Regions from separate parts of the Homo sapiens genome. Here regions 2 and 3 are each linked to region 1. A link is a contact called in ENCODE Hi-C or POLR2A ChIA-PET data. All regions are on one chromosome and are shown on one strand. Each heading gives the region's core, a stretch centred on a gene start or an enhancer-like site at or near the end of the contact. The rest is flanking DNA. Distances are from core to core; before and after follow the strand shown.

Region 1 (3,109 bases), core at 38-2,537:
TTTTTTTTTTTTTTTTTTGAGACAGGGTCTCACTCTGTCGCCCAGGCTGGAGTGCAGTGGCATGACCTAGACTCACTGCAGCCTCAACCTCCCAGCCTCAATTGACTCCCCGCTTCACCCTGAGTATCTGGGGCTATAGGCGTGCACCACCATGCCTGGCTAATTTTTTTGTATTTTTAGTAGAGATGAGGTTTCACCATGTTGCCCAGGCTGGCCTTGAACTCCTGAGCTCAAGCGATCTGCCTGCCTTGGCCTCCCAAAATGCTGGGATGACAGGAGTGAGCCACTGCACCGGGCCCATGTTTCCTCTTAAGGACACAATCATATTGGTTTAGGGTGCAACCTAACGATCTCATTTTAACTTAGTTACCTTTTAAAGACCCTATCATCAAATACAGTCATATCCTGAGGTAATGGAGGCTAAGATCTCAAAATATGAATGGGGGGCTGGGCATGGTGGCTCACACCTGTAATTCCAGCACCTTGAGTGGCTGAGACCAGCCTGGGCAACATAGTGAGACTCCATCTCTACAAAAAATTTTTAAAAAGTATGGCCGGGCACGGTGGCTCACACCTGTAATCCCAGCACTTTGGGAGGCGGAGGTGGGCAGATCACCTGAGGTCAGGAGTTCAAGACCAGCCTGGTCAACATGGTGAAACCCCATCTCTACTAAAAATACAAAAATTAGCCGGGCGTGGTGATGGGCACCTGTTATCCTAGCTACTAGGGAGGCTGAGGCAGGAGAATCGCTTGAACCTGGGAGGCAGAGGTTGCAGTGAGCCAAGATTGCACCACTGCACTCCAGCCTGGGTGACAAAACGAGACTCCGTCTCAAAAAAAAAAAAAAAAAAAGAAATAAAAATAAAAAATGTTTAAAAAGCATATGGATGGGGAGGGGGGACAATTCAGCTCATAACAGGGATCCTTCTGGACACTCAGAACCAAGCTTTAATAGCTTGACAATGTCTTTCAGTCTGAAACACAGAGATGCTGCCAACCCAGGGCCTGCCCCTCCATCGCAGGAAGAGGCCACACCATGAGCCTCGTGCCAGCAAAATGTGGCTGTGGTTGCTTGCTCAAGGGCAAGGCTGATGGGTGTTACTTCACCCTGGCTTTCAGAGCCACAGGAAGAGGCTGTGCAGGGAATGGGAGTCAGCTGTTCCCCAATTCCTGTGGTGCCTGAGCAAAAGAACAGGAGTGAGAGCCCAGGGCTTGGGGCAGACATGGGCAAGACGCTCATGTGTGTGGGAATGGCTGCTGGAAGCCCGTGCGCGGTCACCAGGGGTCTGGGAGGCAGGGGCCACGCTGTGACAGTGGTTCCCAAACAGCCCAGGAGCTCTGTAAACCTTAAGGCTCTGAGCGCCCATATAGGGCAGGGCAAGCGTCTGTATCTTTAGAGGGCTCCCAGACAGGGTGCAGAAATGACTTGGGTCCCGAGATGATCACTGCAGTCGCTGATGGCTCTCTGGGGGTTCATATACTTTCGTATGTTTGAAATTTTTCATAACAAAAAGTTAAAAGGGAGGAAAAAAGGAAGGAAGGAGGGAGAGGGAGAAGGGAAGGAAGGATGGAAGACAGGAGGGAGGGAGGGAAGAAGGAAGGAGAGAGGGAAGGAAGGAAGAAAAGAAAGGAGGGATGGAAGGAAGGAAAGGAGGAAGGGAGGGAGGAGGGATGGAAGGAAGGAAAGGAGGAAGGGAGGGAGGAAGGAAGGAAGGAAAAAAGGAAGGAGCGGCTGAGCACAGTGCTCATGCCTATAATCTCAGCACTGTGGGAGGCCGAGGTAGGAGGATCACTGGAGGTCAGAAGTTCAAGACCAGCCCGGCCAACATGGTGAAACTCTGTCTCTACTAAAAATACAAAAATTAGCAGGTGTGGCACGCACCTGTAGTCCCAGCTACTCGGGAGGCTGAGGCAGGAGAATCGCTTGAATCCAGGAAGTGGAGGTTGCAGTGAGCTATCGCACCACTGCACCCCAGCCTGGCTGGGCGACAGAGCGAAAGAGTGAGACTGTCTCAAAAAAAAAAAAAAAAAAAAAAAAGGAAGGAGGGATGGAAGTAAGGAAAAAAAAAAGCTCCGGGAGGATTCTGATGCGAGCCCCTGTCAGGATGAAGGCGGGAGGGAGAAGCCCTAACCTGCCCAGGGCTTCCTGTGACTCGGGTGAAGCAGTGCCTCCTGGTGGTGAGAAGGCAGAACTACTGGTATAAACTGGTCGTAACGTGCAGACTGGGTGTGAATGTGGGGCCAGGACAATGTGTGTCGTGGGGTTGACTAGGGGGAAGCTAGGCAAGCCTTTGGAGCAGGCCCACAACTTTGGTTATACCACAAACCCCTTTGTCAGTCCAGTGAACTCTCTGGAGTCTCAGGATAAAGGCGTAAATTACATGGGATTACAAAGCTAACCAATCATAGTGAAATACAATGATTGAAATACTTGATAAAGCCAAATTTGGTATAGCGTGTAGATATGACAGTAGTAGTATGTCACAGTAGATAGCAGTAATGTGCCAATGGGAGTATTAGCACATTAAGTAATATCCAATAACAACTGGTCTAATAACTATAACTTAAAAAGTAGTGAGGAGAATTCATGATATTTTGCAACAACTCCAACATATAAAAAATCTGCAATTTATATTGTTAAAAGAATCATACGTACTACTAGAACAAACAACAAAAACCTCCCAAAGACCAGGCATGATGGCTCACACCTGTGGTCCCAGCACTTTGGGAGGCCGAGGCAGGAGGATCCCCTGAGCCCAGGAGTTCGAGGCTGCAGTGAGCTATGATCGCACCATTGCACTCCAGCTGGGGCAACAGAGCAAGACCCTGTCTCAAAACAAAGCAAACAAAACAAAACAACCTCTTGAAACTTATTGCCCATCTTTATTCATGAATAAAGAAAATGGGCGATTGCTATGAGAAGTCGGTAAAAACAAAGAAGTGCCTGGTCGCCCTGCAGGTGCTGGACCGCCAGCTGAGATCCTGCCTTAGAAAGGCAGCCAAAGGCCCACTGCACTTCCCTGTCATCTGGCTGCTCCATATTCCCACTATGTGTTCCACAAAGATTGATTGAGGGCCTACTGTGTGTGGCAGACACTGCACAATATA
Region 2 (3,087 bases), core at 8-2,507, 130 kb after region 1:
AAAATTAAGGGAAGAGGACAGAGGTCCCCAGGCTGAAGTCTCAACCCCTTCCTCCTGCTGGATTTCTGTGGCCCCATCCCCAGTTTTCCCCTGGGGCAGGATCCATCCTTTATCCTCAGAGTCCTCCTCCTTGGGGATAAATGACCATAACTAGGACCTGCTTCACCATCATCCTACCTGGAGCAACCCAAGCCAGAAAAATACCCTTTCCCTCTCCCTGGAGGAACAGCATCTGGGAACCAGGCATACAGCAGGAAATTGACAGTATTTCCCTGATTTTTGGGGTGCACTTCGCTCCCATCCTGAATGGCAGTGATAGTCTGTCTGTTGGGATGTTGGGAGGACATGAGTCAGCTAACATGAGTCAAGGGGCTGTACAGGGCCGGCTCTGGTCAGCCATTAGGGATGGAGTAGAATGGAAATGGTATTAGAAGTAGAAAAGGAGCCAGGTGTGGTGGCTCATGCCTGTAATTCCTGCACTTTGGGAGGTTGAGGCGGGCGGATCACCTGACGTCAGGAGTTCGAGACCAGCCTGGCCAACATGGTGAAACCCCATCTGTACTGAAAATACAAAAATTAGCCGGGCGTGATAGCACATGCCTGTAATCCCAGCTACTCGGGAGACTGAGGCAGGAGAATTGCTTGTACCCGGGAGGCGGAGGTTGCAGTGAGCCACGGTTGCACCACAGCACTCCAGCCTGGGTGACAGAGTGAGACTCCACCAAAAAAAAAAAAAAAAAAAAAAAGAAGAAGAAGAAGAAGTAGAAAAGGAAGGAAGAAGTCGAAAGAATGCTGATCACAGGGAGTGTGGCCTGGGCTTGGTTGTTGGAGAAGGAGCTGGCTGAGTGGAGGGGTCAGTCCATCAGGTGGAAAAGTGGAGAGATGAGGGGCCCCGCATGATGTGAGCCCAGATTCCAGATGGCCTCAATGTCGAGTGGAGCCCCAGAGAATAGGAGGGGGCTATTTTTATTCTTATTCTTTTTATTTATTTATTTTTTAAACATAGAGACAGGGTCTTACTATGTTGACCCGGCTGGTTTCGAACTCCTGAGCTCAATCAATCCTCCTGTCTCGGCCTCCCAAAGCGCTGAGATTACAGGTGTGAGCCACTGTGCCCAGCCCAGGGGCTATTTTTAAATGTAGGTTTTATTCTTATTCAGGTATGGTGAGGCCAACAGATCAGGAGGTGGCTACTGCTGGAAAGACAGTTTGTTCCTCACAGATCCCATGAGGAGGGTGCGGTCCACGCCATTCCGGGCCTGCGGGGAAGCCCCAGGGTTGGTCAGGAAGCAGAGGCATGAAGGGGAAGTGTGAGGATGAACCTTTACTGTGGTTCCCACAGAAAGGAATGGGTGAGGCAGAGCGAGCAGGTTTAGGAGTAGCTGGTGTGAATAATTTCCTCAGGGTCGGGGACCACAGGGGCTGTGCCAGCTGTCTGGCCCCTGGCCCCCAGGGTGTTAGGGCAGGTGATGCTGGCCTTGCGTGTGAAAGCTCAGCAAAGGAAGACCTGGGGTGTGGGCCTGCATTGTTGGTTTGCAGATGAAAGAGGCACTCACTCCCAGACAGCGGTTTGTTTGCTATCAGTGGGGTGGGAAGGGCAGTCCCTCCAGGGCCATAAAGGTCCCAAGATGTCAAAGCATCAAACACAGAAACTAGAAAATGTGGTTATTCTAGTGGGTAGCAAGGGGTGCAGGGAGCCAAGATCCAGGAGGTCTGGAAATGAATGACCAGAACAAGGAAGGGTGGTGGTGAAGAGCATGAATGTCTGACCCATGTCAAATCAGCGGCCTGCATCCCACATGCAGGCAGCAGGGGTAAGAAAGGGGCACCTAAAAGGTGACGCACGGTGGCTCACGCCTGTAATCCCAGCACTTTGGGAGGCCGAGGCAGGAGGATCACTTGAGGCCAGGAGTTCGAGACCAGCCTGGCCAACATGGTGAAACCTCGTCTCTACGAGAAATACAAAACTTAGCCGGGCATGGTGGCAGGTGCCTGTAATCCCAGCTACTTGGGAGCTGAGGTAGGAGAATCACTTGAACCTGGGAGGCAGAGGTTGCAGTGAGCTGAGATCGCACCACTGCACTCCAGCCTGGGCAGCAAGAGCAAAACTCCGTTTAAAAAAAAAGAAAGAAAGACAAAAGAAAGAAAGGGGCACCTAAGAGGGGCCCACAAAAGGAAGTGGAGGCTCGGCCCAAGAACCGTGGGCGCCAGGCCAAGGCGGCTTCTCACTGTCCCCCTTCCCCTCCAGGCTGTCCTTGTGGAGCGGCTGGGACGGCGGCACCTCCTGCTGGCCGGCTACGGCATCTGCGGCTCTGCCTGCCTGGTGCTGACGGTGGTGCTCCTATTCCAGGTCTGACCTCATTTCCTGCCCCCTGGGTGGGGAGTCATGGGGAGGGTGGGAGGTCCCCTGACTGAACCGGGCCCGCTGCACCAAGTGGTTGGTTCTGAGTCCCACTGATGGCATGCATCCTGCCTGGAAAAGTACTTTGCAATGCCCCATCCTGAAGTGAATGTCACAGATGGCTTCATTTACCTACACCTGCACATGCAAATAAGTAACCGGATAGATGGTCCAGCTGTCATGGGAAAGAGAAACAAGGAGGACAGTTTGCAATAAAATATGTGCTTCAATGCGTAAATGCAAGGATGCCACCGCATTAGAAAACATCTATGGGCGGTGAACAGGTGTGGGTTAAGGAAAGACCAGAAGTCACCCCATTCGAGAGGTAGAAGGAGGCTGAGCACAGTGGCTCACTCCTGCAATCCTAGCACTTTGGGAGGCCAAGGCAGGAGGACCCATTGAGCCCAGGAGCTCAAGACCAGTCTGAACAACATGGTGAGACCCCATCTCTACAAAAAATACAAAACGTTTTCTGGGTGTGGTGGTGTGCACCTGTAGTCCCAGCTACTCAGGAAGCTGAGGTGGGAGGATCACCTGAGCCTGGGAGGTCAAGGCTGCAGTGAGCCATGATCGCACCATTGTACTCCAGCCTGGGGGACAGTGAGACCCTGTCTCAAAAAAGAAAAAACAAAACAAAACTACGAATCATTTTTCAGTAAGACTAAAACACAGCAGACCACCCAAAC
Region 3 (2,965 bases), core at 466-2,965, 150 kb before region 1:
TGTTGTTTACTTGGGAGACTGGTGAGAGCCTCTGGGACAGGCCCATGGGGTGCAGCCCACGTCAGTCATTGCTGAAAATCACAGCTGCCTCTGATGGGTTCATTTCTCCTTGGGAGAGTAGCCCTGTTTGGTGGATTATTCACTGTGTGTGTGGCATCTACCAGACACTGGCATCTCATGGGGCTGGTGCTACGGCCACGTGGCCTGGGGCCATGGTGTTGTCAGCTTTGCTAAGAGGAACTCCACCAAGCCTCACCTCTTAACATCTGGGAAGCTTCCAGGGCAGACTGGGGCACTTTGGAGCTAGAGACCCAGCTTTGATGTTTAAGGCCCTGAAAGACAGTTCCTGATGAAAAGTCTTCAGCACCCCCACCCCACCCCCCTTCGGCGTTAATCTGGAAATCTCAGCTCTTGATCCAGTTGAATAATTAGACCCTGCTGACCTAAATTTCCCAGAAGAACCCCTGGGGAGTGGGCCTTCTCTCCTCCAGGACGCTGGGCAGGTTGGCCGGATGATGGAAGGCTGGTCAGCCGGCAGTGACTGCTGCAGCATGGGGCAATGTTGAGCAATCCTGGAAGCCAGTTTATGTGTCAGAAGGGCTCAGAATCACCCTAGCATGCTGATACTATTGTTTGTTAAAAAAAGATACATAATCTTGCAACATTGTGACATAAGCTGATAGATACTATCCAAAAATTTGAAGGGTGACTCAGGACTTATACAAAGATCTGTGTACTGCAGGGGTGAGTCGGGAGGGAGGTGGCTCTGGGCTCCCAGTGGTGTCATCCCCAACCCCCTCCCCAACTCCACCCCACCCCCACACACATTTTATCACTTGCATCAGCACAATTTGCTCATGTCTTTAATCTGTCTCCGGGAAATGGTGAAGAGAAACTTGATAGATGGTGAATTAGCATCAGCTGCTTTTTCTGATGATGGTTCTGAGCCTTGAGCTCTTAGCACAGAATCCTGCTGCCCTCACAAGTGTTAAAGGCTGCCATCTTCTCTGAATCCCTTTTGCTGATTGGAGCAAATGTGCAAAGGATTTGGTAATAGACAAACCCAATGCAACCCCCAGCTCTGCTATTCATCAGCTGTGTGACCTTGAGCAAGTTACTTAACCTTTCTGAGATTTCCTGTTCTCATCTGTAGAACTGCTCTACACATTTCCCCAGAAACTGGGGAGGTGGTGCAATCATTCAACCAACATTAACTGAACACAATTAATTGTGCTAGAATGAAATCAAGGATTTTGAGAATTTTCAAGATAATAGGTTTTTTTTTTAAAGAAAAGCTTGGTATCCACAACACAGAATTGTAGCAAGATCCACCAGAACATGAAGAACACTGAAGCATATTAATAAAATCTACATCTATTATGCATCCTTAGCATAAGATGTGTACTTATCTCATGATGCAAAACAGAAGTAGAGTGTTTATATGTTAATTAAAAAAAAAAAATAGAGGCAGGGTCTTACCATGTTGCCCAGGCTGGTCTTGAACTTCTGGGCTCAAGTGATCTTCTTGCCGTGGCCTCCCGAAGTACTGGGATTATAGGCATGAGCCATCACAGCTGACTTCTCGCAGAATTTTGATCTCATAATATTCCCTAATTTAGTACATTGATTCATTTTGTAGATCATTTGGTCATAAATTACTGTAGTGCTCACACTGGATCACATCTTGTCAGACAGCGACGCCTGCTGGCAAAGCATGATATTGCACTATAGCTCTATCAGACTTTGTTAATCACGAATAAAGGAAAAGACTAAGAGCAAAGTTTTGGGGAGATTTAAATGAGACATTAGATGATAAACAGGCTTGGAAAGAGTTCCTATGACTTTGAGAAAAAAATAATAAAGAGATGATATTGGGTTTGGGACAATAACTATTGCAAAGTTCTTCAAAAACACAGTGAAGTAACAGCAGACTGTGATATTGGTGCCTATCTTAAATCTTCACCAGTTGCTTTTAACAGTATTTCAGTTTATTTCTATCCATGGGACATCTTGAATATACATTATAATATAATTAATTAATTTTAATAGTATTAATGTAGTAAAACTCCATTAAACAATCAAAGTGAAACCCCCTCCAAGTATTTATTATTTGGCCCTTCAGTATTTATTTTTATTAAAAATTTAGGAACCTAATGAATAAATATGGAACAGTGCTGTTCTGCATGCTGGAGAGTGATAAACAACATGGACCAGGCTCTGGGCCTTAGAGAATTTCCATTTCAGTGGGAGAGACCAATAGTAAACAATAAATGAGATCATTCCAGATGGTAACAGTGTTAACAAATAATCATTTTATATAAGTTTGCTCTGTGATCTTTTTTTTTAAACTTAGAGAGGGAGAAAGACCTGTATTCAGTGGCTTCAGTTCAAATTTTAAGACTCTATATAAATATTCTAGAAAAGGTCACCTTTCTGTCTCAAATAACAGATCAGAGACTTCCAATAGTCAGGGATACATCTCACCCTCCTGTTCCCCACCACAGGGCTTGCTGTGTTTGGTCAACACCCTGACAAAGAGTCCAAACCGACAGGTCCAGCTTCTCTGCTCCATCCTCATCTCAGGATGCCCCTGTCCCCAGCCAGAGGATCAACGGCCTCATTCATTCAGCAAGCATTTATTGGATGTAAGTTGTATGCCTTGCTCTGTGCTGGGAGGTTTTAAAGTTAGTGTTGATCCCATGAGGGACCAGATTGGAGAATGAGAGTGAATTAGCTCCCATTCTGCCTCATTCCTGGAAAAATACGCCCAGGAGCTTGGAGCGTCAGTCCTGCCACCCTTCTTTTTTCTCAGAGGGAGTCTCACTCTGTTGCCCAGGCTAGAGTGTAGTGGCATGATCTTGGCTCACTGCAACCTCCACCTCCCAGGTTCAAGGGATTCTCCTGCCTCAGCCTCCCTAGTAGCTGGAGCTACAGGCACCCGTCACCATGCCTGGCTAATTTTTGT

What was found. A loop is a pair of places that touch in the nucleus more often than their neighbours do. ChIA-PET counts read pairs that join two places held with the same protein, here RNA polymerase II (POLR2A). Pooled maps may share reads with other maps.
Region 2: a pooled map shows a loop between it and region 1 (2.4-fold over the local background). The contact joins two enhancer-like sites. A Hi-C loop is called at or near these places in 2 of 50 pooled maps. POLR2A ChIA-PET finds 5 or more read pairs at or near these places in 3 of 52 experiments (Panc1, RWPE1 and naive thymus-derived CD8-positive, alpha-beta T cell).
Region 3: a map of CD4-positive, alpha-beta memory T cell shows a loop between it and region 1 (17-fold over the local background). The contact joins two enhancer-like sites. A Hi-C loop is called at or near these places in 1 of 168 maps with a recorded cell type or tissue (CD4-positive, alpha-beta memory T cell) and 7 of 50 pooled maps. POLR2A ChIA-PET finds 5 or more read pairs at or near these places in 2 of 52 experiments (OCI-LY7 and activated T-cell).

Annotation. Positions count from the first base shown.
Region 1 is chr1:9,141,494-9,144,602 of GRCh38, reverse strand. No RefSeq gene overlaps it. Among named protein-coding and RNA genes, the nearest start is that of MIR34A, 8.7 kb to the left of the region's middle. RefSeq lists an enhancer at 2,079-2,373. Within about 2 kb of position 1,287, at least 4 of the 41 ENCODE cell types and tissues checked have a DNase peak (open chromatin) inside an H3K27ac peak, as active enhancers do.
Region 2 is chr1:9,009,406-9,012,492 of GRCh38, reverse strand. It overlaps SLC2A7 (solute carrier family 2 member 7), which reads left to right. Exons shown (of 12, transcript NM_207420.3): 9 at 2,249-2,350. Among named protein-coding and RNA genes, the nearest start is that of SLC2A7, 15 kb to the left of the region's middle. RefSeq lists a silencer at 1,419-1,478. Within about 2 kb of position 1,257, at least 5 of the 41 ENCODE cell types and tissues checked have a DNase peak (open chromatin) inside an H3K27ac peak, as active enhancers do.
Region 3 is chr1:9,287,926-9,290,890 of GRCh38, reverse strand. No RefSeq gene overlaps it. Among named protein-coding and RNA genes, the nearest start is that of SPSB1, 3.5 kb to the left of the region's middle. Within about 2 kb of position 1,715, at least 3 of the 41 ENCODE cell types and tissues checked have a DNase peak (open chromatin) inside an H3K27ac peak, as active enhancers do.